Regions from separate parts of the Homo sapiens genome. Here region 1 is linked to region 2. The links are chromatin loops, found by intact Hi-C in ENCODE. Cell type or tissue: OCI-LY7. All regions are shown on one strand. Each heading gives the region's core, and the rest is flanking DNA. Links, peaks and the distances in the headings are about the cores only. Region 1 holds the start of LOC124904475 (a long non-coding RNA gene). Region 2 overlaps LOC124904475 (a long non-coding RNA gene).

The links. A loop is a pair of places that touch in the nucleus more often than their neighbours do. Peaks named below come from ENCODE experiments on the same cell type or tissue, not always from the same donor. Only the 100,000 strongest peaks of a DNase experiment are listed, where the experiment ranks them.
Region 1: a loop joins it to region 2, with 4 times the contacts of the local background. A loop is called at or near these places in 2 of 110 quality-filtered maps.

What each region holds. Positions count from the first base shown.
Region 1 is chr1:193,441,282-193,457,112 of GRCh38, reverse strand. LOC124904475 (a long non-coding RNA gene) reads right to left here and starts at 2,828. Exons shown (of 9, transcript XR_007066777.1): 1 at 2,711-2,828. In OCI-LY7, for the core only: no CTCF peak of the experiment used is centred there; DNase peaks (open chromatin) are centred at 7,702 and 7,992; H3K4me3 peaks cover 1,570 bases; H3K27ac peaks cover 2,449 bases.
Region 2 is chr1:193,530,477-193,546,307 of GRCh38, reverse strand. All of the region lies in intron 3 of LOC124904475 (a long non-coding RNA gene), which reads right to left. Among named protein-coding and RNA genes, the nearest start is that of LINC01031, 230 kb to the right of the region's middle. RefSeq lists enhancers at 5,924-5,993, 6,244-6,453. In OCI-LY7, for the core only: no CTCF peak of the experiment used is centred there; a DNase peak (open chromatin) is centred at 8,457; H3K4me3 peaks cover 1,495 bases; H3K27ac peaks cover 1,990 bases.

The sequences.
Region 1 (15,831 bases), core at 5,231-10,230, 88 kb after region 2:
AAAACAGAAGTGGGAACCCAATGAGGCTCCTTAAGTAAATGCTGCAACCTAACATTTAATCATGCAAACATTCCACAATACACATGAGTGATAGTTCAAAGATTTCAAACATTTATGCAATTGTGTGTCACAGAGTGGTTTTTACATACATTTTCTCGGGGCATGTCTGTGTCTAATAGCTGGGTATGGCTGGTTTGTGTTTTATATCACCTCATCAGCACTCAGAAGAGAACAGTCGATTACTCTCTGAAATCCAAGTTTTTCAAAACATTCAGTATGGACAGGAGTGACATCTTGTTACCTTTCCCAAGTAACCCTTTCCTACCCCTCCTTCACCTATTCACTGTGCCTTCTGAAACTTCAGATCTGTGGCCAACAAACCTACTCATATTTTCACCTTTTCTTTAAATGACCCTTTGCACTGTGCTTATCTAAAATTCTTCTCTGCAGCTGTCTCAGGGACAGAAAAGGAGCCGGTGTTCTTTTTGACCCACATAGCTGCTTCTAAACAGTTTATTTCTCCAAAAGCTTTCAAAACCCACAGCTTCTCTGAAGCTACGCCATCTTGCTATGCCACCCACCTTCTTGTGCTCTCCTCTATGGACTTCATTCATATGGCCCCCCATTTATTGAAGACATTGCTGACTCCCTACATTTCTTCTACCCCTACAGCATTTAACATTCCTTCAGACTTCAGCAACCACATGATGTCTCATCAGAAACCTTGGTTTACCAGTTCTTCTATTTCACCTCCATATAGTTCTCTTCCACTTTAGCCAACCGTTCCTGTTGTTAAAACTGACACCTTGTAAATATCAGTAAATGAGTCATCACCAAAATTTCCATTTGAAATCTACCACTTTGATACTTCTCTTCTTCTAGCTCATTCTAGAATGTTCACTTCATTCATTCTACTTCACTCTGACCTTCATCCATGGCCTCACTACTTTTTCATTCCCATCCTGTTCATTTTCCTTCTTATTCAAACTAGATGTAAGATCCATGACTATAATCATTCTCTAGGAAACACCCTCAACTTCCTCATCATATTTCATTCCATTGTAATTAACTGGGAACCTTTTTTTGTTCTCTTCCTCTTGCCTGCCTGCCACTCAGCAGCTGAATCTAAAAAATATCACACATTGGCTTCTTGGTTTCACCGTAACTTCATGATAACAGACCTAAAATGATCAGATACCAATCCCCAGCAACGTTAAAATTTTTCCCAAGTAAGTTCATTTTTCCCCTTCCAAGATGACCTTCCTTTCTCTTTAAACCTCCTCTCTATCCTTTCCGATGAGGATGTTGCCACAGAGTCATTAAAAAAATAGAAACTACTAGATTAGAATTCCTTCATAGTGCAAATCAATTCTGCACATGTTTCCTCTTTGCAATTTTAAGTGTCTTTACACCTACCAAAAGAAATTGTTTCCACAGGCGCTTTTGCTCCAACCCTCTCACCTTCTCAAGAAGTGCACAGCTTCAGCCATCTCCCCATGCCCTACCATCCACCCATTCTCTCTGTCAGATCATTTCCACACATATTTTCACTATCTCCCATATATTTTTACATATATTTTCACTGTCTCCCATATACCTTCACTATCTTCCATCTTAAAAAAAACAAAAACTCTCTTAAGCTCATAGTCCCCAATCCAGCATGTTCTCTTTCTCCTTCTTTCCTCAACAAAACTCCCTGAATGAATTGTCTACATCTGCTAGCTCTACTTTCTTATTTTCAAGTCACTTTTCAATCTATTAAGGTTGCCAACAACCTTTTGTTGCCAAATCCATGATCACTTTTTTTTGTTCTTATTACACGTATTTCTTCAGCAGCATCCTTCGGTGGTCACATTCATTCCTGCACTTTTAAATATCATCTATGATAACAAATTTCAAATTTATACCTAGATCAAAGTCCAGACTTCACCACCACCTACTTGCAAACTCCTCTTGAATGTGTAATAGGCATCTCATAAGACAAAAAAGTCCTTCCCAACTCAGGAAACAGAACCACAGTCCACTGAATTATTCAAGCCAAAATCAATGACTCTTTCTTTCCCCATTCTTTCCAAGCCATCAACAAGTCCTACAGATCCAAAACGCATCTCAAGTCACTTCACTGCTCTCCATCTGTACAGCCACCATATTCCAGGCACTGTTTCTTTCCAGGACTCCTTCCACAGTCTCTGAATTGGTTTTCTGTTTCGTATCACTCCCACAACACCAATTACTCATTCCCCATAAAATAGTAAGATATTTAAAAAGATAAGTTAGATTGCATTATCCCTTGCTTAAAATCCTTCAATGTTATCCTATTTCTCTCAGAATAAAACCAAGTTTCTAACCATAGGTTTGTGCCCTATTCAACCTCACTCTGCACAACACTCCCCTCATTCACAATAGTGCAAGAACATCGTCTTCCTTCCTGTATATTGTTTGAACACACCAACTCTTTTTCTTCCTCTAGGACTTTGCATGTGCTGATCTTTCTATCTGAAATGCTTCCTCTCCCTCCTCTCCTCTTACCCCCATTTCACTTGACTGACATTCTCATTCTCAACATTTGGCAAAGATGTCACCTCCTCAGAGAAGTCTTCACTAGCCTTCCTCTAGAGTAGCCTCCCACAGATATTGTCTATCTCATTATGTTTATTTTTCCTAAACTCTAATTACAATCCATAGTTACCTTATTTATATATTTGCTTACTTTTTCATTGTCTTGTCTTTCTCATTATAGTTGAAGCCCACTGATGACAGGGACTCTGACTGTCCTCATCACTGATGAATCTTCTGCACCTAATGCATTAGCACATTGTAGAAATTCACTAAAGATCTGCTGAATAAATGAAGAAATTTGTTTCTGGTACATTTTACCTATAATATATACATTGAGGATATTTGAGAAATAATTGAAGATATGGCTTAAATTTTCCACATACTTCATTTTCAAAATTATGCATTGCCTTTGGTGTTAAAGTTTTAGGTTTAAAAATAGTTGTGTTCTTGTTTATTATTATTTGTTTTTTTAAATTTATCTTTAATAGACAAAAATTATATACATTTATGGTGTACAACATGTTTTGAAATATGAATACAATGTGGAATGACTAAATCTAGCTAATTAACATATGCATTAGCTCATATACTTATCATTTTTTTGTGGTGAGAACACTTCAATTCTACTCTTTTAGTGATTTTCAAGCATGCAGTATGTTATTAACTATAGTTGTAGTACTGTTAATAGCATCTTTATTTAGCCTGTTATTTGCTTGGAATGTTTGGATGTTTTTACTGCCTAGATTTAGACAAGCATATGGTAACCAAAGCGGGTTACAACATATAAACATAATAATATTAACAACTACCATTTCTGAGAGCTTACTATATGCCAAGCACTGTTCTAAATCTCGTGTATACTAAACTAAAGCATGATTATTATGCCTGCTTAATGGGTGAGGAAATCATATATACCTTCTGATTTGAAGTGGTCACAAGTAAGGGAACATTTTATAATCCTCTTCATTAGGACTCAGTAGTATTAATTGTTAGGAATGACTAAAAAAAACAGTACAAGCATCTTTTTTGGGGGGAATCACACATGCTGAAAAGGCTTTCCATAATCTTTCTTTGAAAAGACTTCTTCACTGAGGTAATAAAACTCATAGTGTATTCAAACCAATAAAACCAAATGCTTAAATCAAATATTTAAACATTCATTTATATGCATTTTACATCTCTCTGTAGAGTAAAATAAAGCATCCTTTGACCAGAGGCTTTCCTCCCATTTCCCCTGGGTCCAATGTCATGCCAGCCCATTTCACAGATAATAGAGCTGGGATGGCCAGCAGCAGCTGATGTAGTATTGATTACTTTATGACACTACACATTGAATATTTAGTCTAATAAATGATTCTCCTGACTCCCTCTGAGTCTCTAGCTCGAGAGAGCTGTAGCTGCCAGCATAGTTGGAATTAGACCACCTCTTCATTGCCTTTCCTTTACATGGATACTGGAAAAGCAGGGTTCCATTTTCAAGAGTAACAATGGAGAATGTGGGCTATGATGAGAATAGAGTCAAACTGAAGATTATTTATAAGTAATTACATTTTCTGTTTTGTTTTATGAAACATATACCATATGTTTTCATATTAATGGGTTTTTACATTTTGAAAGAAAAATTATTTATATATGTTGAATCTTCTCAAATGGTCTTAAAACTTATGATTCTAACAAATAACCTTGAAAGGCTAATAAATTAACTCTGTATCATAATATAAAATTAAGAAATGATTGTGAGGGGAAAGGAAGAATGAATTTTGAATTTCTTTTAACAGAAAGAGACTGTCAAAATGCATCTGGATTCTGCAAAAGAGTGCTGGATCTTGGCAAAGGAGTAGCATATCAATAACCACACACCTCCCCCTAGAGTATGCCTCTTATCATCCTCAACTCTTATTCACATGTTCCTGAAGCATCACTGTATTGGCACTTCACGTGCACCATTATAGGTCTTCCTAGCCCGCCCACCCCACACTTCAGCCCCTGCTACAGCAATCAGTTCTGCACAGGCTCCTACCACCTTCCCAAAATGTAATCTGACAACTCTGAACCTTGGCCTATGCTTTTTATCCCAGGACTTGTCTGAATCTGATCATCACTCAGGTGTGCACCACATTGTAGGGAGCATAGTTAATGCCTATGGGGTTTCCATTGACCACTGGGGAACCGATAGTGGATACGTGCTTCCACTTTGGTCCCCACGCTGGACAGTTCTGAAATATATTTAATTTTGATAGGCTTCTTAGATGATCCCAGCAACATCCAGCACCATTCAACCCGCAGCAGTAGCCAACTTGATAGCTCATCCTTATTTTGGCTTTCCTAGCTTTGCTATGCCCCTAGCCCTTCACCCCTGGCCCCTGCAATTAGTCCCCAAATAAACTTGCATGCAAGACTTGTCTTAAGCTCTGCTTTCAAAGGAAGTCAGGCTAAGACATTTCTTTCATGTAAAAAAATTTTAGGTTGGGCAAAACATTATGTTATTCTACTGATAAGTGATTTTAAACATCTCATATTTATAATTAATAACAAATATATTATGAAACAAAATGCACATTTTACATTTATTGGTATCTTAAAACACAAAACTTTAAAGAAATTTCACACTTTCAGTGGTCAACACAGGAATGCCCTCTCAGAAACCAAATGGTTACCACAGTAGATGCAGAGTAGGCCCCTCAGATGCACCAACATATGCTGGTGCCCTCAGTGTCTAGGGGCCAATTTGTACACACCTGTCAAAATCTTGTTGCCTGAGGGCTTTTCTCTGAAGCTTCTGAAAGCCTGGACTACCTCAGCAAATAGTAGGCCAGAAGTTTCTGGAATTAACCCCTCTGGAGCAACCTTCAACCAATGACTGATAGGAGTGAGGAATTTATACTTAGCTCAATAGATAGACGATAAGATAGAGAAATAGGTAGATAGATAGATAGATAGATAGATAGATAGATAGATAGATAGATAGATAGATAGATAATAGATGATAGATAATAAATAAATAGATTGAAAAATAGATGATAGATAATATAGACTGACAGATAATAGATGATAGACAATAGATTGACAGATAATAGATGATACATAGCAGATTGAAAGATAGATGATAAATGGATAATAGATTAAATAGACAGATGATAGATGATAGATTTTTTAAAGACAGATAATAGATAATAGATGATAGATAGATGGAAGATAGATAGATAGATAATAGATAGATAGAGATAGATCAATGATAGATAGAGACATAGGTATATAGATGTACATATTTCACATTCCCCAGGAGGGATAGCTGTGAAGTGTACATTCTACACCATTTCCCAATTTCCCCCTGGTATTATGTAATAATGGCAATTAGTAGTAACTGGCTTGATGATGTACCTTCTATTGATTGCCTTCCGTTTCCCATCTCACTTCCTTATTTCCCTTCTGGCATTTCATACATTTCTCAAATAAATTATTTTGTACTAAAAGCCTGTCTGAAAGTCCATTTCTGTGGGCACTCAAACAGAAACAATTTTGTTGGTACCAAAATCTGTAAAGCATTGCCCCAGGTCATACATAATGAGAATACTCTTCTCTATAAAACACGCTCAGCACTTTTACCCACTGGTGTCAACAAGTTTACATGAGATCTAAAAATGAGAAATCAGACCCTAATTCACAAATGGATGTGTGAGAAGAAATTCAATGTGCATATCTATTCTTAAAATATGTGTGCCTCAGTGCCTTTGAGGCTTAGGGTTAAGTTGGGGTAAGGTTTTCCATTGGTTTGGGTTTTTTGGTTTTTTATGACTTAGTGGTAAATTTCATTCACACACCTAACAAACTGATTGTTTCAAAAATATTTTTTACCAAAATAATGTGAACTCTGTTTTCTTCATTGTAGAATAAAGAACAGCTAAATTGATTTCAACCACTTTCTCAATCTTTTCATGATAGTCTCTTCAAATGGCAAACTGCTGTGTGAGGCATTTATTTTTAACATTCCAATATCAGAGTGTGTTGCTTAAGATCTCAACCCTCAGCCTCCTCCACAGACATGCCATTTTTCTAAAAGATAAAATTGAATCGAGAAATTTGCCCAAAGGAAGGAGATGGAGGAGATAGCTGACCTAGGTTTATGCCTGCCCAAAGTGAAAAGAAATATATAGTGTCCTCCTTGGATATTGTCACGTTAAATTTGCTTTTAATGAGTTCCTTCTCATTTCCAGTATATAGACAGCATTATTCTTTGAAAGTCTTTCCATCTTCATCTGATGTCCACAGACTTCCTCCAATTCTAAGAATAAAGAGCCTACAGGAGGCAGCAAGAACAGGGAGAGATGCCAAAAGTGTAGGTCTTCTAAAAGATCTTATCCAATTCCAATGATTTTAGATGAACTTAGACGTTGAGATGGGATGGAAAAATAAGAAGAAAAAGTTACCATTACTCATTGGAGAGATGGGACTATCATATGGCTGCTCTGGGTAAATCTCTAGGAGAGATATTTACAAATATTTTCTGGCCTCTTTCTATATATTAAGTATTGTACTAGCTCCTGAGAAATCAATATTAAATAATGTATATTTATTTGAGAAATTATTTAATAATTTACAGAAAAACTAAATCCCAGATTTCACTAGAGTATTATAAAAGTGGCCACTGAGCGCTTCATTTTGGTGCTACAAGATCTCAAAGAGTCCTCTCAAGGAGCTTGGGGATTCAAGTGTATCCCCACCTTGCCTTTATGGAAAAATTCACCCTCCTGCCGCCAATTCCTCAAAAAAATAGCAACATAAGAGAGGTTTTTTTCATTCTTTATCAACATAGTTGATAACTGGAATTTATACAATGTGCTTGCAATATTAATAGAACATTTAACAAGAGAAAGTAGTATCAGATAATATAACCCCATTGCCCTTACTGGGATATTCTTACCTTAAAATGTGAAATTTGACTCATCTACCCTAGCAACAACTATTTTTTTGTACAGACTTAGCTACACAAGTATCTCAGAAATATTAGTGAGAATAGTGTCCTTTTATGCTCTGCTACTCCTTTGACCCTATTTTACTGAAATTCTGTTTAACTTCCTCTCTCCACCCCCACTCCCCACTGGCTCAAGTGTAGCCTCTCCCTTTAATTCGCAAGACTCTGAAGGCACAGGTGGCTAAGCCATGACGTTTCACAGACTCCCTGCCTGGTTACTGTGGGGCCAATTTAGCACCATTGGATCACTTCACTGACTATACCAGACACAGTACCAAGCACCAGAGAGAAAGAAATCTTCTATCTCATGATCTAGACAGACAGAGACACTTAAGATGTGTGTTTTTTTCCACAGTGTGAGGACTGTGTCATAATGGGGGCATGTGAAAGATACCATAAGAGGAATGTGGCCCAGAAGCAGAGGGCAGAGAGGATGATGGACGTTTCCTGCCAGAGGTGAGACACAAGCTGAGGCTTTAAAAAGGAACTGAAGTCAGCTGTGCATAGAAGGGGTGAGGGAATCAGTGATGCGCTGTGTTCCTTTCTTTCTGTAAAGGCTCCCCAAGAACATAAGATGAAAGGTGACACAGAAATGGAACACAGCTCAAGCAATGAAGGTCAGGACTCTCTGCAATCCCATGAACCAAAGAGTTCGTAGGAACATTGTGAATAGCAGAGGTGAAAGTGAGCCCCACACCTGCTAGGACTGAAAGTTCAAACAAATCTCTCTACTCAGCTCTACCTGGGTTTTACCACTTGCAGAAAAAACAAAGGTCCTGAGAGGTTTATAAACCTCTTAAGAAATGAAGTTCCAGCTATCAACATAATTTACTAATTCCACAAAGGTCAGCAAGAGAGACTTTATAAAAATAAGTATTCAGCATTTTACCTTATTAAAAACTGAAAGGTAGCCGGTTATGCATAAATAGGCTTAGTTTACCCACAATTAAGGGAGGAACTTGATCCACAGATATGTACACATGTTTGAGAGGACATTCAAGTGCTTGGTAATTTTTAAAATGTACGTAACACTATATACCAACGTCTTGTGTTTTATATACTTGTGCAAGTTAGCAACAAAATCAGTCTCCCTTTGTCATAGTCAAGCCAACAGAAAGTACAGAGGGCCCCTGGATCCTCTGACAATTTGACTTATGATTTTTTTACTTTACAATGGTGCAAAAGTGATTCACATTCAATAGAAACTGTACTTCCAATTTTGGATTTTGATCTTTTCCAGGGCTAGCAATATGTGATGCAATATTCTCTGGCAATGCTGGGCCAAATCATCTAACACAAAGCCTATTTTATAATAAAGTATTAAATATCTCATGTAATTTATTAAATACTGTACTATAAGGGTTCTGAGCACATTTACAGAATTCTAGGGTGAGCCACGATATTCAGTAGATTCAGTGTATTAAATGAATTTGCAACTTATGATATTTTCAACATGTGATAGGTTTATTGGGACTTAAACCCATAATAAGTCAAGGAGCTTCTGTATAAAGACAGACAGCCTTGTCTTCTGAGTGAAAACAAGAAATACAAAAACAAAATTATAGAAAAGATAATATGCTTCCCCCTCTTCATGGACAAAAATTGCACTTTTATCAACATACTTTCTTACTGAAAACAATTGACAGTAACACGCTGCAGAGTGACATTTCAGCCAACAATAGATCACATATATGACAAGGGTTCCACAAGATTATAATGAGGCTGAGAAAGTCCTATCGCCTAGTGGCATAGCCATCATAATGTCAGAGCCACAATGCACTGCCTTTTCTATGTAAACAGCTAAAGATATGTTGAGATATACAAATACCTACTATTGTGTTACAATTGCCTACAGTATTCAGTGCAATAATGTGCTGTGTAATTTTTTAGCCTAAGAGAAATAGGCTATACTATATATTCTAGATGTGTAGCAGGCTATACCATCTGGGTTCCTGTAGGTACATGATGATGTTTGCACAATGACAAAATTGCCTAACGATGCATTTCTCAGAATGCATCCCCATCATCAAGAGACACGTAACTGTATATCCATAACTTTCTTGGCAACTGGAGACTGAAAAGGACTCTAGAATGAAAACTTGTCATATGCTTCTCCTCACAATGGGAATCAACTAATGTGTGGTATCTTCAGCCCTGATCCACTTTACACATAGTCACGGCATACATATCATTTAAATGAAAAATAACAAAATCAAAATGACCTGGCGCTTTTATGAGAATATTCATCTTTAGTAGCCTTTAGAAATGTTAATGAGTATAGATGAGTCTCCATTCTGTAAAAGGGAGAGAAAATCTATAGCAGGGAAATGTCACCTATGCTGAATGGGTTGGTGGAAAGCAGCCATAGATGGGCAAAGTAACATTTTTAAGATGTTGCCAAAATACTCTCAATAAATTAGGTATTGATGGGACGTATCTCAAAATAATAAGAGCTATCTATGACAAACCCACAGCCAATATCATACTGAATGGGCAAAAACTGGAAGCATTCCCTTTGAAAACTGGCATAAGACAGGGATGCGCTCTCTCACCACTCCTATTCAACATAGTGTTGGAAGTTCTGGCCAGGGCAATTAGGCAGGAGAAGGAAATAAAGGGTATTCAATTAGGAAAAGAGGAAGTCAAATTGTCCCTGTTTGCAGACGACATGATTGTGTATCTAGAAAACTCCATTGTCTCAGCCCAAAATCTCCTTAAGCTGATAAGCAACGTCAGCAAAGTCTCAGGATACAAAATCAATGTACAAAAATCACAAGCATTCTTATACACCAATAACAGACAAACAGAGAGCCAAATCATGAGTGAACTCCCATTCACAACTGCTTCAAAGAGAATAAAATACCTAGGAATCCAACTTACAAGGGACGTGAAGGACCTCTTCAAGGAGAACTACAAACCACTGCTCAATGAAATAAAAGAGGATACAAACAAATGGAAGAACATTCCATGCTCATGGGTAGGAAGAATCAACATCATGAAAATGGCCATACTGCCCAAGGTAATTTATAGATTCAATGCCATCCCCATCAAGCTACCAATGACTTTCTTCACAGAATTGGAAAAAGCTGCTTTAAAGTTCATATGGAACCAAAAAAGAGCCCGCATCGCCAAGTAAATCCTAAGCCAAAAGAACAAAGCTGGAGGCATCATGCTACCTGACTTCAAACTATACTACAAGGCTACAGTAACCAAAACAGCATGGTACTGGTACCAAAACAGAGATTAGATCAATGGAACAGAACAGAGCCCTCAGAAATAACGTCGCATATCTACAACTATCTGATCTTTGACAAACCTGAGAAAAACAAGCAATGGGGAAAGGATTCCCTATTTAATAAATGGTGCTGGGAAAACTGGCTAGCCATATGTAGAAAGCTGAAACTGGATCCCTTCCTTACACCTTATACAAAAATTAATTCAAGATGGATTAAAGACTTAAACGTTAGACCTAAAACCATAAAAACCCTAGAAGAAAACCTAGGCATTACCATTCAGGACATAGGCATGGGCAAGGACTTCATGTCTAAAACACCAAAAGCAATGGCAACAAAAGACAAAATTGACAAATGGGATCTAATTAAACTAAAGAGCTTCTGCACAGCAAAAGAAACTACCATCAGAGTGAACAGGCAACCTACAAAATGGGAGAAAATGTTTGCAACCTACTCATCTGACAAAGGGCTAATATCCAGAATCTACAATGAACTCAAACAAATTTACAAGAAAAAAGCAAACAACCCCATCAAAAAGTAGGCAAAGGATATGAACAGACACTTCTCAAAAGAAGTCATTTATGCAGCCAAAAGACACATGAAAAAATGCTCATCATCACTGGCCATCAGAGAAATGCAAATCAAAACCACAGTGAGATACCATCTCACACCAGTTAGAATGGCGATCATTAAAAAGTCGGGAAACAACAGGTGCTGGAGAGGATGTGGAGAAATAGGAACACTTTTACACTGTTGGTGGGACTGTAAACTAGTTCAACCATTGTGGAAGTCAGTGTGGCGATTCCTCAGGGATCTAGAACTAGAAATACCATTTGACCCAGCCATCCCATTACTGGGTATATACCCAAAGGACTATAAATCATGCTGCTATAAAGACACATGCACACGTATGTTTATTGTGGCACTATTCACAATAGCAAAGACTTGGAACCAACCCAAATGTCCAACAATGATAGACTGGATTAAGAAAATGTGGCACATATACACCATGGAATACTATGCAGCCATAAAAAATGATGAGTTCATGTCCTTTGTAGGGACATGGATGAAATTGGAAATCATCATTCTCAGTAAACTATTGCAAGGACAAAAAAACAAACACCACATGTTCTCACTCATAGATGGGAATTGAACAATGAGAACGCATGGACACAGGAAGGGGAACATCACACTCTGGGGACTGTTGTGGGGTGGGGGAGGGGGGAGGGATAGCATTAGGAGATATACCTAATGCTAAATGACGAGTTAATGGGTGCAGCACACGAGCTGGCACATGTATACATATGTAACTAACCTGCACATTGTGCACATGTACCCTAAAACTTAAAGTGTAATAATAATAAAAAATAATAATAATCAAAAAAAAAGATGTTGCCAAAAAAAAATTAGAACTCAATAGCCTTGACCTGAAGAATTTAAAAACTATCAATGGTAATAAAGTTAATTAGCTGGTTAATGGCAATAGATGAATAGCTATTTATATTTAATGCCAAATAAAGTGAATGTCTTGGCACCTAGGAAATAGTATATATTAGCCTCATAGAACTATCAAGACAGTTCCAATTCCACAGTCTGATTCAATAGGCATGAAAATCAGAAATTTCCCTAAAGTGTCTGTAGTTTTATTATCAGTTCTCATCAACTTGCTTTAGAAACCTCTAGCTCTTTTCAAGTAAATTCCTATTTCATTTCATGTATTATAATTCATGCTGAGTTTCATGTTTTATAATTCATGTTTAGTCTCATCAGAATGTTATAAAAGGCAGTGTTGTAAGTGGAGCTCTGGATTAGCTTCATGCCCAGGTAAAATATTCATTCAAAGTATTATACAAAATAGGCCACTGAATTCTGATATAAAAGAACACAAGAAGTTCACTGATATGGCTTCAGATCCACATTATCACTAACCCTCAAAAAACCTCCACTTGTTGAATGTTTATGTACTATCAAAGAAAGAAATACACAATTACTTGAAAATGCCATCACAATAGTCTTCCTTTGTCCAACCACATATTTATATGAGGCTGGATTTTCTTCAGACATATCAACCACATATCATACAGCAACACATTGAATGCAGAAGCAGGTATGAGAATTCAGCTATCTTCAAGACAGACACTAACAAGGCTTATAAAAAATAAAGGAGTGCCACTTTTATTACTATAATTTTTATTTAGCAATCGTTATTTCTATGATATAATAATATTTATGTTAATGTATAATGCTTTTATTATTTATTTTAATATTATTTAATATTTAATTATATTATTATTATTTATTATGGGCTTAATAATTGTTAAGTGTGAAAAGGTATGGTGATTCTTTCAGCTGTTCAGCATGTCTATTCCAATTATGCATTTTGGAACTGGGGATACAACCACAGGATGGGTTTGAGGATACACCTGACTCACAGCGAGATGAATTTGAGCTAAAACTTTGTCAATTACCTGACCTCCATAAGCCCCTACTCTGACTGGAGGGCCACCTTGACATTTTGGGCCTCATGGAATCAGTGCTAGTTCAGAGTCAATGTTCAAGAGCCTCCTCCCAAATCCTGATTATTGCCCTCTTTCCAATGCACAATTATCATTGTAATAAGCTTTAGGTCCTTTGAAGGAAGGCTGAGAGAAAGATTAGCAGTACACATTTTCAGTTGTGTTCAAGGGTCATTCCTCAAGGAGACCCAGTCTTCCCTTCATTCAAGGGGCTCTGGGTCTGTCAACTGGCTCAAGTCTGAGAACTGATTGAGGGGCTATGATTCTGTTTCTATGATTCTCATTAGAATTTTATGATTCACTTTACCTGGAACTTGTCTGCTTATACAGATTGAGTAAGAATTTAATAGCTTCCTATCTATTTCACTTCTAGGAACACTATAATTAACAGGCCAACTTTACCAGTCTGCGAGAATCAGACTATTCTGATTACTGCTTTGACCCTACTGTCCCTTAGAGTAACTATCTTCACCATGCCTTTGGCAGTTGAGTGTTGCCACTTGGCTCTTACTCCCTGTCTTACTCTGTTTTCTGTTGCAACAGAATACCACAGACTGGATAACTTATAATGAAAAGATGTTTATTTGGCTCATGATTCTGAAGACTAGGAAATCCAAGAGCATGGCACTGGCATCTGGTGAGGAGATTCTTGCTTGCCATAACATAGCAGAGGACATTCATATGGCAAGAGGGCAAGAGTGTGCCTATCAGCTCAAGCTTCCCTTTCTCTTCTTATAAAGCCATGGGGTCCCAATCTGATAATCTTATCTAATCTTAATTACCTCCTAAAGGCATCACTTCCAATCAACATATGAACTCGGGGATTAAGTTTCCAACACATGAAATTTAGGCGACACACTCAAACCATAGCATTCCACCTCCAAAATGTATGTTCTTCTCACATGCAAAACACAATAATTCAATCCCAATTGCCCCAAACTCTTGTTCCAGCACCAACTTTAAAAAGTCCAAAGTTATCTGAATCAGATATGGGTGAAACTCAAGGCACAAGTCAACTTGAGGCAAATTTCTTCCAGCTGTAAGCCTGTGAAATTAAACAATTTCTCATTTCCAAGATACAACGGTGGAAGAGTATAAGATACATATTCCCTTACCAAAAGGGAGAAATAGTCCAGAAAAAAAGAAGTAACAGGCCCCAAACAAGTCCAAAACCCAATAGGGCAGACATTAAGTTAATCTTTCACTGTATGTGCTGCTTCCTAGACACACTGCAGGCTTTGGGCCCCAAAACTGCCTCACTCTTTACTATGGCTTTGTTGGACTCAGGCCACATTTCAGCTTTCTCAAGTTGTAGCTGCACAGTGGTGCCTGCAGCTTTCACAGGCTGGCATTGCATGTTGCCAGTGACTGTACATTCTGGGATCCCTGCAGCAGTCCTGCTCCCAGAGCTCCACTAAGCATTGATTTAGTGGGAACTTTCTATGGCAGCTCCAACCCCAAAGTTCTGCTGGGCATTGCCTTAGTGAGGGATCTCTCTGATTACTCCAACCCTGGGACAAGTCTCTTCCTGAACTCCCAAGCAGTCTGCAACATTCTTTAAAATCTAGGTGGATGCAATTATACCCCCACAGCTCTTACATTTTGTTGGTCTACAGAATTAATACCATGTAGACACAGCCAAAGTATATGGCTTGTACCCTTCAGAGTGGCAAGTCAAGCCACACCCAGAGGGGTCAAGTTATATCCAGGACCACTTGAACCACAACTGGAATGGCCAAGGATTGCTGCACTGGGATGCAGAGAGCAGAGACACAAGGCAGCCACGGGCAGTGAGGCCACAGAGGGTTCTCAGACCTGTCTCCCAAAACCATTCTGCCCTCCTAGAGCCCTGAGCCTGTGATGGGAGGGGCACCCTCAAAGATCTCTGAAATACCTTTGGACTCTTTCTCTCATTGTCCGGATGATCCTTTCTATCTCTTTAGCAAAGAGTCCCTGGGCTACACTCTTGGTTTCCTTTTCTGAATACACTTTACTCTTTAAATGACCAGGCTGAGAGTTTTCCAAGTCTTTCTGCTTTGCTTCCCTCTTAATTACAAAGTCCAGATTTAAGTCATTTTTTAATTTTCATAGCCTAATATAAGCAATTTAAAGTAGCCAAGCAGAAACCTGAATGCTTTGCTGCTTAGACATTTCTTCTGCCAGATATCTTAATTCATTGCTCTTAAGTTCTGTATTATGAACACAACCCAGCTATGTCCATTGCCAGTTTATAACAAGAATGACCTTTACTCCAGTTTCCAATACCTTGTTCCTCAGTTCCATCTGAGACTTCATCAGAATGGCCATTACTATCCATATTTGTATCAGCATTCTGAGCATGACCAGTAAAATAATCTATAAGAAGTTACAAATATTCCCTAGTCTTCATGTCTTCTCCTGAGCCCTCATAAAAATCACCCTTAATGCTCTGTTCAGAGCAATACAGGCTTTTTCTAGCCTGATCCTCCAAATTCTTCTAGCCCCTGCCCATTACCCAGTTCAAAAGCCGCTTCCACATTTTTAGGTATCCGTTATTAGCAACAATCCCATT
Region 2 (15,831 bases), core at 6,332-11,331:
GCCTGATACAGGAAGCAGTAAGTGGGCAGCCCTGGAACTTCCTATGTTTTTAAGATACTGTATTTCTATGTATCTACATTTCTGAATAAAAACAATTGCACCATACAAAATCTATTATTGTATACTATTTATTTATATACCACTTAAGAAGGACTGTTGGACTAAACATGCATTTTATTCACATTATTCATTCTGCCAGGAACCTGGGAGTTTGGCAAGCATCTTTTCTGTGGATGGTCTTCCTTGACTTCATATTCTTCCTAAGAAAGAAATTGGTAGGATGCAATTAGTTGATAGCAGCGTTTCTCAGTCCTGGCTACATAATTTAGTCCACCTGAAGAATTAAAAATGATACTGCTCCCTGGGCCCATTCAGCCTGTCTGGTTCATTGTTGATCACCTGACTAACTATCTGCAGAACTTTGGGGAAGTCATGTAACATTTATTCCTGTTAATTCACCTAGAAAATGATGACAATAGCTCCTGCCTTATACAGTCGTTGTGAAAGTAAAATTAGTTTATAATACAGATGCAATGCTTACAACAGTTCCTGGGATGTGCTAACTGTTCAAGAAGCATTAACTCATTACCACTTGGTCATTATACAGGTATTGGATGGACGGACGGATGGATTGATGGATGGATGGATGGATGGATGAATGAATGAAAGAGTAAATGAAGTTTCTTAGTAAAAACTTTTTAGTCTTTTAAGGGTCTCCTATTTAAAAAATTATTCCTACAGGGTCATATTCACTTACCCCTGATAGGAACTAAAGACAAATTCACTTACCCCTGATAGGAACTAAGGACAACTTACAAATGGCAGAATAATCCTTGATGGTTGAGGCACAGCAAGAAACTAGGGATGCTGAAAAGGAAACTGCCAGAGATAAATTGCCCGTATTTCTCTGTTTTGCATGAGCCAGCCCTGCAGGTGCCTGGACTGAAGCCCAGACCTTCCCAAAGACTTGCTCAAGTAGCATAATTTTTAGTGCCTAAGAAATACAGAATCCAAAGGCCTTAAGAAAACTGAAAAATACCTTAACAGAATAATAGTCATGTTCTCAACTTTTACTCCTTCCACGCCTCTTAAACACCCAAATTGGGCTATATAATTTGTTGTAGACATGTACATAAAACACAGAAAAAAATACAAACACAATTCTTTCCTACCCTTTACTCATTGTTCAACATACAATTACAAAAGCCTATTCATTTCACTGCATTTGCATTTAACGATGTTCATGGCCAGGAGGACAGTGAGGAAAAAAACAATCATTTTCAAATTATTACTGGACACTCAGTATTTAAGTAATTCATGACAAATTTTTACAAAACTTATGATACTGCTATCAACGATCTTCATTACTAGTGTCCATCATGGGAACTGTTACATAAATATACATAAACATAGGAGAGGCTTCCACATGGCCATGTTTATTCTGCTGCATTTAAAGAATAACCAAGAGTATGTAGAAAATATATGACAACATTTATTATACAACTCAAAGTACCTGAAAGAGGACCTAATTTTAAACTCATGGCAACACTTCTGAGATTCTTTCCTGTCTGCTTTTCTCTTATTCTAAGACTATTCCATTTCTTCAGACCTCTTTCTCCTACTCTGGTCCTACAGAATTCTGGTGCCCCTTTCTCATATCACTGATATAAATGGATCCAGCCTCCCTGTTTCCTTCAGTTTTCCCTTTATTTTACATAGCATCATCCTAGTTCTTCAACCCGGCAACTGGCCAGCCAGCAGGAATTCTTTGCCCTAAATAACTGTGGATTTGGAAAGCTGGGAAATAGCTATCATTTTTAAGACAAGATTTAGATAAATGGCTGCCATCAGTACAATATTATATCTGCCACCCAAATATTGATAGTCCATTTTAAGATTTCACTTTAAATGTATCAATTGAATTGTTAAATAAGTTTGGAAGAGTATAAATCAAGTTTCACACTGATTATCACCAAATAGATACTTTTTTTTTCTTTTTGGGGCTTGATAATATTTTAGAAGTTCTTCGATAGTAACAAGAGATTTTCCCTTTAAAACTTTCAAAATGGCACTTTAAACAGTTTCAAGTTTCAAATTATTGGAAAGTTTATATACTTTCTTTCTTGTCTTCTTGGACCTCTTCTATATTTTGCCATATTTTTATTGAATAAACAGCCACCCTTCATTAAAACAATTAATTCATTCATGCTTTAACTTCTTAACTTTTCAAGTACTCTCACTTTTCTCTCAACATTTTTGATCTGAAAAGAATGCGGAAGTGTGAATCTCTTATTTCTTCTCTCCTCCTCCTCCAGAGTTTATTTTAGATGTTTTTCTTCATTGCATCTTCAAGAATAGATGGTCTATTTGTGCTCATTAGCAAACTTCTGATTGCTTAGCAATTCCCTTAGGCTGAGGAAAGATTAGCCTTTTTTTTTCCCCCTTCGGCAAACTTAAAGTTATGCATCTTGCCTATCTGCCGTCTTTATAGTATTCTGGGTAGAAGAAAGGAAAAAAGATGGCAGGAGAAAGGTGGATCCCAAAATAAAAGCAATTAACCACCGAGACAAGTTATTTTCCTTCAGATATCATCCTGGAACACAAAAGCTCCTGGTGGCATTCCTGGTATCAAAATTCTCAGCATGCCTCTGACCTTACAGAAGCCCAGTGGAGCCAAAGTTTACAAACCAATCCAAGAGAATCTTAAACACAAGGTGAAGAACGCAACACAATACAGTTTTTGAATCCCCAGATAATCTGGTTTCTATTTTCCTAAGTTAATGAGTTCCACGTGGGGCCCAATTTTCATCTTATCCAAAGCAGTTCTGCTGTTTCTTCAAGGCCACACTTCCAGGCAAGTGGACAGAGGGGCTGATTCATCTGCTCCACATGCCCGTATGCCTCATGCTAGTTTTATTATAGAAAGACAATACACCTACGTAAAGGGAAAACTATGAATTGATATAAGGTATTTTTTTCTAATACCATTCTCCTCATTTATTTTGTTCTCAGTGCTATACATTCATTTGGGACATTTTGGTTTAAAGAAAATTATTCTGAAAAAATATTTTATATGACTATCATAAAATATAGTAAAGCACTGAAAAAAGCTCTAGTTTCTCCTGCCTGGGTAAGAGCTGAGACACAGATATCAGCACATAAAACTAGGTAACATCTCTTCCCATAAGAAATTGAGTGTTTTGTTCTGTTTTTATATATGCTGCTTTACATAGAGTAGAAAGTGAGGTGCCATGAAAAGGCAAGATGTGTTGGAGCAAGATTGAGAGTTCTGCAAGAGATGAGCCAAAAAAGGAGAAGGGATCTGGGGAAATGAATGACTCTGACATCACAAACCAGAGTTAGCAACGTGGCCAGAGGCACACAGTGGCAGCTGGAACTGGAGCCTGTCCTTACCCAACTCTACTCACAGCTGGTGTGCACTCAGGTACATAAGAAAGATTTGAAACAGGAAGAGTTATCCTACCAAGTGCAAACACTTCAGGAATGCAAGCAACCCTGTGGAGGGACCCCATGACACAGAAGACATCAGTGTTTATCTCACTTCAAAAAAACTGCTGAGTATTCCTGGCACCAAAACAGTTGAGAGCAAAAGTGACTGGGGTAAAACACAGGGTTTTTTTGTTTTTGTTGGTTTTTTGTTGTTGTTTTGTAAAGAAAGAAGAGGTTACAGAGAAATATTAGATATGGATGGGGCCAGATAATACGTGATAAAATTGGCAGACTAATTCATGAGGTTCATGTAAGACTTCTTACATCTAAAGAAACATCCTAGAGACACCTAACTTATCTTTTACTACGTGAGTTGCCAGGCCACAAGAAGCCACATATGGACCTGAAGGAAAAAACTGCACATCACAGAGGGATTCTAAACTTAACACTGGATGTGTAATTGGGATGGATTTCAGGTTTTCTCTTTGGGGAAAGGGGTAAATGTGTTCTGTGTATACAAAGAAGGGCACATGATAGATACTTGGTGGCCAAAGAATAGGACTGTAGTAGGGACAGACTAGCTGTCTACCAAAGATTCAGGCTCCCCTTCCAAGGTCCAGAGCCATCGCTGTGAAGTGACTTCCACACCAAGGACTACATTTCCCAACTCTCCAATATTGGTCCTGTAAGTGAATAGGAGGCAATGTGTTCTAGGCAGGAGCTAGGTACAGCACTTCTACACCTGGTTCAAAAAAACTTCTAGTATAATTCTTCCCCATCTGCCATCTGGAAGTCATGTATGGAAGAAGTGATTTTATCAGCCCATGTCTGTGAATACTCCATGAAAGAAAATTGCCACCCTCTCTCCACCACCACCAAGAGAATTTTTGTAAGAAATAAATTTCACCTACATTAAGACACTGAGATTTCAGAGTTCATCCATCTATTAAGCAGCTAATATGAGCATAAAAACATTTCATAAAACTGAATTTTGGAATTACCCAGTAATCCAAAAAGTGAACAGAGGATACAGTTTATTCAATTTCAATAAATACGATAGCACATTAAATTATAAGTGATTATAGTTTTAATACACAGAAATATCGAATATAAAAGTCACATAGGAATTCTATGCCCAGCATTATAGCAAGATATTCTCTAACCTAATCATATCTTTTAAGATGCAGGATTTAAAAATATCTTTTAAAATTCATCTAACCTAGCAAGAAAGTGGGGAAACTCTGAAAGGCAAAAAGTGACAAGAAAAGAGCGAATCCAGAGAGAGACCAAGTATTGAAATCACCAGTGGATTTCCAAAAAGCATTTGCAGATCACTTGGTTTTTACTGATAAACATGAGATTGAGAAAACAAAGCTTAAGGATCCCAGAAGATGAGATGTCAAATTACAATCCTCCAAAAAGTTGGCACTCAAAAGAGATGACAAGTCAGACAAAGAGTGAACTACATAAATAAAAGCACCTATGAAGGAAGACAGTGAGGAAAACTGCCTGACTAGGCCTAGGCCATGGGTGGAGAGAAAAAAATGTCTTGCCTGAGAATTGCTAACAATAAAGCAAACTTCATAACAGATGCGAGATCAGACTTTACATTATTTTTACAGCCTGAAAAACCTCGAGTAGAAAATAATTTAAGGTAGTCCAAATTGTAGTGCTCTCAGATGCTAGACAGAGGCAAACAAATGCTCTCTGTAGAAATGACCTCAACCTCAGACCCCAAAGAATTCCCACAGATAAAAGTCTCAACAAGCATAAGCTCACAATTGAAACACAAATCACAACTGGAAACAAGCCTGTGTGACTGAGACTTAAACAAATCAGTTCCACAAAAACTGCAGGTGTTTAAATTATCAATGTAAAATATGAATAATTAATGTTAAAAAAGAACAGATATCATATCTTATTTCAGGCTACTATAATAAATTACCATAGACTTAGAGGCTTAAACAAATATTTTTCACAGTTCTAGAGTTCAAGAATAGGGTACCAACATGGTCAAGGTTTTGGTGAAAGCTGTCTTCCTGGTTACAAAATCTCATGGCCTTCCTTGGTGTATGCATGCAGAGAGATCTTCTGTCTCCTCCTCTTTTCCTAAGAGCCCTGTGAGAGCTCTACCCTCATGACCTCATCTAATCCTAATCACCTCCCACAGGCCCCACCTTCAAATACCATCACATTCTTGATTAGGGTTTCAACACATGAATTTGGGGGGACAGACACTCAGTCTACAGCAGTTAGTAAAAGAATATAATGGCAGAATAAGCAAGTACCAAAACTATGAACCAGCAGATATGCAAAACAGTTAAGTAGAAAGGAAGAGTATAATATTAAAGTGAGAAATTCAAAGGAAGAGTTAAATAAGTTATTTGATATGGCAGAAAAGAAAGTAAGTTCAAAGATAGAGAGCTAAAGATTGAATGCAGAATGAAACACAAAGAGACAGATGGAAAATATGACATCTGAGATGTTGTGAAACATGAAGTTCGGAGTGAGAAGGTATAATAAAGATCTACTAACGATGTGGTGGTGCCTCCTGTAGTCCCAGCTACTTGAGAAGCTGAGGCAGGAGAATTGCTTGAGCCTGGGAAGTCAAGGCTGCAGTGAGCTGTGACCATGCCACTGCACTCTAGCTTGGGTGACAGAGCGAAACCCTGTCTCACGCACAACAAAAAAACTACTAAGATTTTCAAAAGATCCTACAAAGAATGGAACAGAAGCTCTAACAGACGAAATATTGATGGGGAGCTGACAAAAGACACCCATCCAAAGACTTAGGTATCCCAGAACATCTTAAGCCAGGTTAATAGAAAGAAATCCACACCTAGACTCATAGTAAACCAAAAACAATTTTAAAAGATCTTTAAAGCAACTAGAAAAGTAGAACAATGAAACTGAAAGCTGACTCTTCAAAAACTGAAAGCTGGAAACAGCTGAACGAAGTCTTCAAGGTGCTAAACATATATACATAATTCTTAATCTCCGAAAGATTTTCAACAAGGATGCCAGGACCATTCAATGGAGAAAGGACAGTTTCTTCAACAAATGGTGTTGAGAAAACTGAATATCCACAGGCAAAAGAATGTAGTTGGACCCTTACCTTACATCACATTCAAAATTTAACTCAAAGTAGATCAAAGACCTAAAAGATCTGAACTGTAAAGCATACAAGGAAAAATAGGGGAAAATCTTCATGACATTGGATTTGGCAAGGATTTCTTGGATATAACAACAAAAGCATAGGCAACAAAAGTAAAAGCTTCTGTGCAAAGGGCACAATCCACAGAGTGAAAATGCAGCCTACAGAATGGGAGAAAATATTTGCAAATCATGTATCTGATAAGAGGTTAATATCCAGAATATAAAAAAAAATGCCTTTAACAAGAAAACAGCCCAAGCTTTTAAAACAGACAAATCCTTTGAATAAACATTTCTCCAAAGATGATATATAAATGACCACGTATATGCAAAGGGACCCAACATTACTAATCATTAGGAAAACGCAAATCAAAACCCCAATGGATATCACCTCACGCCCATTAGGAATTCTACTATCAGAAAAAAAAAAAAAAATGGAAGTTAAATGTTGGTAAGGACAGGAAAAAATTACCAAGGATGGGAAAAATAGTGTTGGTGGGAATGTAAAATTGTACCGCCACTATAAAAGATAACCCTCAAAAAAAATAAAATAAAATAGAATTGCCGTATGATCCAGGAATTCTACATCTGGGTCTCTATTCAAAAGAAAGCAAGATCTCAAAGACTTACTTGCCCACCTATGTTTGTAGCAGCACTATTCACAATAGCCAAGTGGTGGAAATAACGTAGGTGTTGACCAGCAGATAATGGATAAACATAATGTGGTATATACATACTGATATGGTTTGACTGTGTCCCCACTGAAATCTCTTCTTGAATTCCCCACGTGTTGTGGGAGGGACCCAGTGGGAGGTAACTGAATCATGGGAACAGATCTTTCCTATGCTGTTCTCATGATAATGAATAAGTCTTATGAGATCTGATGGTTTTATAAGGGGGAGTTTCCCCACACAAGCTCGCTCTCTCTCTGCCTGCTGCCATCCACGTAAAATGTAACTTGCTCCTCCTTGCCTTCCACCATGATTGTGAGGCCCCCCGAGCCACGAGGAACTGTAAGTCCATTAAAACTCATTCTCTTGTAAATTAGCCGATCTCAGGTATGTGCTTATCAGCAGTGTGAAAACAGACTAATACACATACAATGGAATATTATTTAGACTTAAGAAGGAAAGAAATTCTGACCACATCCTACAATACAGATAAATCTTGGACACACTATGCTAAGTGAAATAATCCAGTCACAAAAGACAAGTGTAAGAGTCTTCCCTTATCGTCAGGGGATACATTCCAAGATCCCTGTGGATGCCTGAAACCAAGGGTATTAATGATGCCTATATATATGATGTTTCTTCCTGTACATACATACCTACAATAAAGTTTAATTTATAAATTAGGCACAGTAAGAGATTAATAACTAATAATAAAATAGTACAATTATAACAATATGCCAGCATCACTGCTCTTGTACTTTGGGGCCATTATTAAGTAAAATAAGGGTTACTTGAAAACAAACGCTGCAATACCTGGACAGGTGATCTGATCACTGAGATGGCTACTAGGTGCCTACCAGTCAGGTAGCATATGCGGAAGGGCTATGCTGGACAAAGGAATGATTCACATCCTGGGCTGAATGGGACAAGATTTCATCACACTACAAAGAATGTCACCCAATTTAAAACTTACAAATTGTTTATTTCTGGAAATTTTTATTTAATATTTTCAAACCACAGTTGACAGCAGGTAACAAACTGCAAAAAGTGGAACCACAAGTAAGGGGAGTCTACTGTACTGTATTATTCCTCTTACATGAGGTATCTAGAGTAGTCAGATTCATGGAACCTATTCACAGAAACAGAAAGTAGAACGGTGGTTGTCAGAGCCTTGGGGGAGGGGGAAAGGGGGAGTTGTTTAATGAATCAAAAGTTTCACTTCTGCAAGATGAAAACATTCTGGAGATCAGTCACACAACAATTTGAATATACTTAAAACTGCTAAAAACGACTGGGAGGTAAAAATGATAACAATTGAACTTAGAAAAAGTTAAGACGACAAACTTCATTTTTTCCATTTTTTTCTACAACAAACATTTTTAATACAATTAAATACAGTCAATCACGTGTTGCTGAGGTGATTTTGTCATTGTGCAAACAACATAGAGTGTACTTCCACAAACCTAGATGGTATAGCCTACTACACACCTAGGCTATATGGTTTAGCCTATTGCTCCTAGGCTACAAACATATACAGCACGTTACTGTATTGAATACTGTAGGCAATTGTAACACGATAAGTATTTGTGTGTCTAAATATATCTAAAGATAGAAAAGATAACACACTGTGCTATGTTAAGACAGCTGCCACATGCCACTATGCCACAGGAGTTTCTCAGCTCCCTTATAATCTTACCCCCTGTTGTATCTGCAGTCTGTCGTTGTCCAAAACATTATGTGGTGCATGACTGTGTATAATTCATTATCTATAATCAATTGCCAAACTATCAGTCAAGAATGAAGGGAAAAAACTCAAGACAATAATTACTCAATACTTCTTACCAATTATTCTGCTCAGTTATTATACTTTTGACATAAAATTTATATAAAAGATGAATATATATTTTAAGAATAAGATCAGTGAATGCCACCATTTAAAGAAACAGAATATTATCAATATCCCTAAGGCCCCCGGTTTCCCTACCTGATTGCTTATACCTCCTTTGTCCCTCTCTTCAGAGTTAGCCACTATCCTTACTTTTACCTTAATTATTCCCTTATTGTTCTTTATGGTTTAAACTCACATGAATTTCCTATCCACATGTTGCTCAGTTTCAGCTGCTTTTTAAATTTTAAAGGAAATTCTGTGTATATATTTTTAAGGCACCTTTTGTTTCTTACTAATATATGTAGCTGTAGTCCATTTTCACATTATATGTTATTCCATTATATGCATGCAATACAATTTATCCACTGCAAATGTAGATGTGCATTTGGCTTGTTCCTGTTTTTTGCTTTTAAGGATGTTGCTTTGAACATTGATGTGTCTGCTGACATACATGTGAGTTTCACCAAGCTATAGAGCTGTGCCTTAGAGTGTTCACTCATTTCACTTTTTAAGTAAAACGCAAAACTATTTCCAAAATGGTTTTACAATTGACACTTGAAGCCGAAGTATAAAAGTTCTCATTTTTTAAAAGTAACATTTCTGTTTAAATTATATTACCTAAAAATTGGTCACATTTTTCCTGCAATGTGGAAGGTCTATGTTGTACAACCACAAATGATTCATTTGATGTATTTCTTTACTGTTTGTCATTGAATTTTCATTTATAAATAGCCCTGTCTCTCCTACATGTTCAAATTTTTCCAATTCCAGGCAAATTCCACTTATAATGTAAGAAACAGGAATATATTCTCCTGTGACATTATTTAACACAAGAATTTGGGCCGGATGCAGTGGCTCATGCCTGTAATCTCAGCACTGTGGGAGGCCGAGGCAGGTGGTTCACTTGAGATCAGGAGTTCCAGACTAGCCTGGCCAACATGGTGGAACCCTGTCGCTACTAAAAATACAGAAATTAGCCAGGCATGGTGGCACAAGCCTGTAGTCCCAGTTACTTCGGAGGCTGAGGTAGAGGTTATAGTGAGCCAAGAGCACGCCACTGCGCTCCAGACTGGGCAACAGGAGTGAAACCCTGTCTAAAAAAACAACATGAATTTGGTTCCAACAGTTTTGTGTCTCCACTCCCATGTTTACTGCAGCACTATTCAACTATTCACAACAGCTAAGATTTAGAAGCAAGCTAAGTGTCCATCAACAGATGAATGGATAAAGAAAATGTGGCTGGGTGTGGTGGTTCACACCTGTAATCCCAGCACTTTAAGGGGGTCAAGGTGGGAGGATTGCTTGAGCCAAGAAGTTGGAGACGAAGCTTGGCAACATAGTGAGACCTCATCTCTACAAAGTAAAAAAAAAATAGCTAGGCATGGTGGTGCACGCCTGTAATCCCAGCTACTCAAGGGGCTGAGATGGGAGGATAGCTTGAGCCTGGGAGGTCGAGGCTACAGTGCACCGTGATTGCTGCCATTGCACTTTAGCCAGGGTGATAGAGAGAGACTCTATCTGGAAAAAAGAAAGAAAAAGAGAAAGAAAGAAAATGTGGTACATATATACATTAGAGTACTATTCAGCCATAAGAAAAGAATGAGATCCTATAATTTGCAACTGCATGGATGGAACTGGAGGACATTATGTTAAGTTAAATAAGCCAGGAACAGAAAGACAAATTTCCCATGTTCTCACTCATCTGTGGAAGCTAAAAATTGAAATAATTCAACTCATGAACATAGAGAATAGAATGATGGTTACTAGAGGCTAGGAAGGATAGTAGTGATAGAGGAAGAATGGGGATGGCTAATAGGTACAAAAATATAGTTATTAATGGATAGAATGAGTGAGACTTGGTATTTGATAGCACAGCAGGGTGAGTACAGTCAACAATAACTTACATTTTTAAATAACTAAAAGAGTATAATTGGATACTTTGTAACACAAAGAAAGGATAAATGCTTGGGGTGATGGATGTCCCATTTACCCTATTATACAGTATATACCTGTATCAAAATATCTCATGTACCTCACAAATATATACACCTACTATGTACCCACAAACATTTAAAAAATTAAAATTAAAAAATAAGATACAGAAGAATCGGAAGACAATGTTGTCTTTAAAAACAGAGTTTTATGATCAGGGCTTAGAAGTGGGTTTTGCAAAGATTGATCATTATCCTCTGAGAAAAAGAAAAATATATACAGTAGCACCATACTATTTTATCAGAGTTAAATAATTGTACTGTTTAGGTCTCAGTCTTTGCCTTACACAGCTTGACACAGAAAACACCAGGCATTTGTATTCTAGTCCTATCCCTAAGTACCTATGGGACTTTAATCGAGAGATGTCACCTCATTTATTGGTGAAATGAAAGATTAATAATCTCAAAGCTTTGTTTCATCTGGAAAATTCTATTTACTCTCTGCTATTATGTCACTAGCTGGCAATTAGCAGGCTCTTATCCTGCAAAGGTCTTTTTTATGGCTTTTATTGTGTTGTTCTCTAATTGAATATGGCTGGGTGTGCAATCACCAGTTTTCTCTAAGACCCGCCACTCCTAACAGTTACATCCTGACCCAAATGTTCAAGCTGCCTCCCTGGACTTGAAACACTTGAGTTTTCAAACACTGCTCTATAGTAAATACTTTTACCCATTGAGAAACACTAATATTTATCACAACAACTAGTTCTTTAGAGTGCACCTTAGAGTTGATTGTTTTCATGGGCTTTACTTCATGTATTTTCATGTGTATTCTATGTCACAGTCGTCCTGATGATCCTTTTGACTATGGAATATGTAGAGCATCTTTCCATTGCCCAAATATTAGCAAAAACAAGTCAAAATGTCTTCTTTAATAACCCACAAACACAATGTCATACATGCAAATGCTGTGGTGCCTCACTTCATGGAGAAAGCCCAGAATTCAAGTTGCCAACTTCCCACTGGTGATTGGCACAGTAAGCCAGGCTATAGGGAAATGAAGTGGGATCAGATGCTCTTCAGCAAGTGTCTAGCTCTGCCCAGAACCACTCTGAAAGCCTCCTCCAGACAATGCGGAGGAGCCAAGCCGAACATATGCTCGCAGAGGGGGAGTCAGGAAACAACTAGGACATCAACATCCACATCTTGGCATGAGCTACTAACCCTTAAACACTTCCAGCTTCTCTCTATAGGGAAGAGGAAAGAAAGCGCCACATTTCAGCAAATTTAATGACATGTCCCAAAACGTACTTCCCCAAATTCAAAACCCCTGAGAGGAGTCCATACACGATATTTGCAACTTGGCACTGTCTCAAAACATTGCCTATCTTGTGTTAATGTGTTTATTTGCTTTTAAAAGATTGTCTTGTTCACCCACGAGCAGTCAAAAGAACACACAGTATTGTCAGCCAGATTGGCTGTAACCATTATTATAACCTTTACTATATCTGCTGACATTCTGTTTTTGTTCCCAGTCCAGATGTCATGTATAATGGAGTATATTCTCTCATTATGTGCGTTAGTGCTTAGGAATGCCAACATAATTCAACGAACTGCTTGATATCTCAGAAAAGTACGTTTTTGTAAATTATTCAAATTTTCCATAAACCAGCTACAAAACAGGGCATTCACTACCTAATTTCTCCTGGAGCTTGCCCTAGATACAATGTTAAATTAAGCTGAAAAATTACATGGTTTTCTATCAACTGAATCAGCTGAAACATACCATAAGGTAGTAGTATGAGGCTATTTTACTATTATTCTGAATAAGAATACAATTTGGTGGGAGAAATCCTAATCCTGAACCTCCAATTTAATATGAGGGAAGGCTACTTAAAACTAGCTTCAAAGCATACCACAGAGCCTTGGAGACAGGGGGAAAAAAAAAAGCACCAATTGTATAACCCCATTAAGGAACCCCTACTTGTATTTTTCTAGGCATGTTGGGGGCACGTCACAGAAGGAACTAACAATTTTTCACTTTCCTTAACTTTTATTTCAGGTTCAGAGGGACATATGCAGGTTATATAGGTAACTACATGTCTTGGGCTTTTGGTGTACAGATTATTTCATCGCCCAGGTAGTAAGCATAGTACCTGATAGTTTTTTGATCCTCTCCCTTCTCTCACCCTCCACTCTATAGTAGGCCCTGGTCTCATTTGTTCTCCTCTTTGTGTTCATGTGTTCCCTTTGTTTAGCTTCCACTTATGAGAACATGTGGTATTTGGTTTTCTGCTCCCGAGTTTACTTAGGATAATGGCCTCCAGTTCCACCCATGTTGCTACAAAGAACATGATCTCATTTATTTTTATGGCTGCATAGTGTTCCATGGAGTGTATGTACCACATTTTCTTTATCCAGTCTATCATTCATAGGCATTTAGGTTTATTCTATGCCTTTGCTATTGTGAATAGTGCTGTAATGAACGTATATGTGTGTATGTATCTTTATGGTAGAATGATTTATATTCCTTTGGGTATATACTGAGTAATGGGATTGGTGGGTCAAATGGTAATTATGTTTTAAATTATTTGAGGACTGGATACAGTGCTTTCCACAATGGCTGAACTAATTTACATTCCCATCAGCAGTATATAAGCATCCCCCTTTCTCTGGAACCTCACCAGCATCTGTTATTTTTTGACTTTTTTAGTATAAATAGCCATTCTGACTGGTGTGAGATGATATCTCATTGTGGTTTTAATTTACATTTCTCTAATAATTAGTGATGTTGAACATTTTTTCATATGCTTCTTGGCCACCTGTATGTCTTCTTTTGAAAAGTATCTGTTTATGTCCTTTGCTTACTGTTTAAGGGGGTTGTTTTTTCCTTGTAAATTTAAGTCTGTTATACATTCTGGATATTAGACCTTTTTCAGCTGCTTAGTTTGGAAGTATTTTCTCCCATTCTGTAGGTTGTTTAATCTGTTTATTGCTTTTTTTTTTTTTTTTTTTTTTTTTTTTAAGATAGGGTCTTGCTCTGTCACCCAGGGTGGAGTGCAGTGGCACAATCTCGGCTCTCTGCAACCTCCACCTCCCAGGTTCAAGCAATTCTCCTGCCTCAGCCTCCTGAGTAGCTGAGATTATAGACACCTGCACCATGCCCGGCTAATTTTTGTATTTTTTAGTAGAGATGGAGTTTCACCATGTTGGCCAGGCTGCTCTTGAACTGCTGACCTCAAGCGATCCACCCACCTCGACCTCCCAAAGTGCTGGGATTACAGGTGTGGACCACCACACAGTGTTGATAGTTTCTTTTGCTATGCAGGAGCCCTTTAATTAGGTCCCATTTGCTAATTTTTGTTTTTGATACAATTGCTTTTGGTAACTTCGTCATCATTTTCTACTTTCAATAAAACTCCCTCACCACTGTTTGAAAACCATTTTTTTTAAGTTAACTAATGGCCCTCCTTTTGCCAACCCAATGGTCAATTATCTTTCCTCCTATTAGATATCCTGCAGCATTTGACACATTTGGCTAATTCTGTCATCTCTGTATTCTCTAACCATCTGTGTCACTTTAATTTTCCAGATTTTTCCCCTAGCACATTGCTTTCTATCTTTCAGTCTACTTTGTTGACCTCTCTCACTCTCAGATTTATTCAATTATCCATGATTCTCTTTTTGGCCCTCTTCTCTTTCTAGTCTCCCTAGACAATCTCATCCCATTTACAGCTTCCAATAGCATCCATATTTTTGATGATCCCCAGATTCAAATATTTAATCCCAATCTCCCCACTAAACCCTAGACTTGTATATCCAACCACTCTACATCTCTGTTTGAAAATCTAATATCTACCTCAAATTTAATGTATCAAAAAAAGAATTCTTGACTTTCTAAAGTCACTTTTTCCCTGGTCTTCTCAATCTCAGAAATGATATCATCATCCACCCTGCTGATCAGACTAAAACCTTTGTATCATCCTTGATTCTTCTATGTTTCTCACAGCCCAAATCCATCTACCAGGACATTGCGTCAGTTCCACCAATAAATACACCTAGAATCTGACCACTTCTCACCATTTTCACTGCTATAATTTTAATTCAAGACATCATCAACTCTCATTCAAGCTAACAGCATCCTGGTGGGTTTTCTGTTTCCACTCTCTTCTGAGGGTTCATTCTCCATGCAGTAGCCAAATGATCCTTATAACACAAAAATTGGGTTATACCTCTACTAATAACAAGCTAATCACTTCCCATGCAAAAAAATAAAATCAAAACTAGATCTGAATCTAACTAACATCAACGTCCACCACTTCTCACTTTGTCCACTACTCTCTGTTCACAGTGGACTTTTTTGCCTTCGAACACATAAAGGTCATCCCCACTTTTCGCCTCTGCATTTGTCATTTCTTCTGATTGTATCATTCCTTTCCAGGTGTCCACATAACTGACTGACTGACTCTCTTTCATGCTGATCTCAGCTCAAATGTCACTTGCCGGAGAAGCCTCCTTTATCAGCCTAGCTAAAATAACCCCTTACTGGCTGAGCACAGTGGCTCACACCTATTATGCCAGCACTTTGGGAGGCCAAGGCAGGCAGATCTCTTTGAGGTCAAGAGTTCAAGACCAGCCTGGCCAATATGGCAAAGACCTGTCTCTACTGAAAATACAAAAATTAGCTAGACATGGTGGTGCATGCCTGTAATCACAGATATTTGGGTGGCTGAAGCAT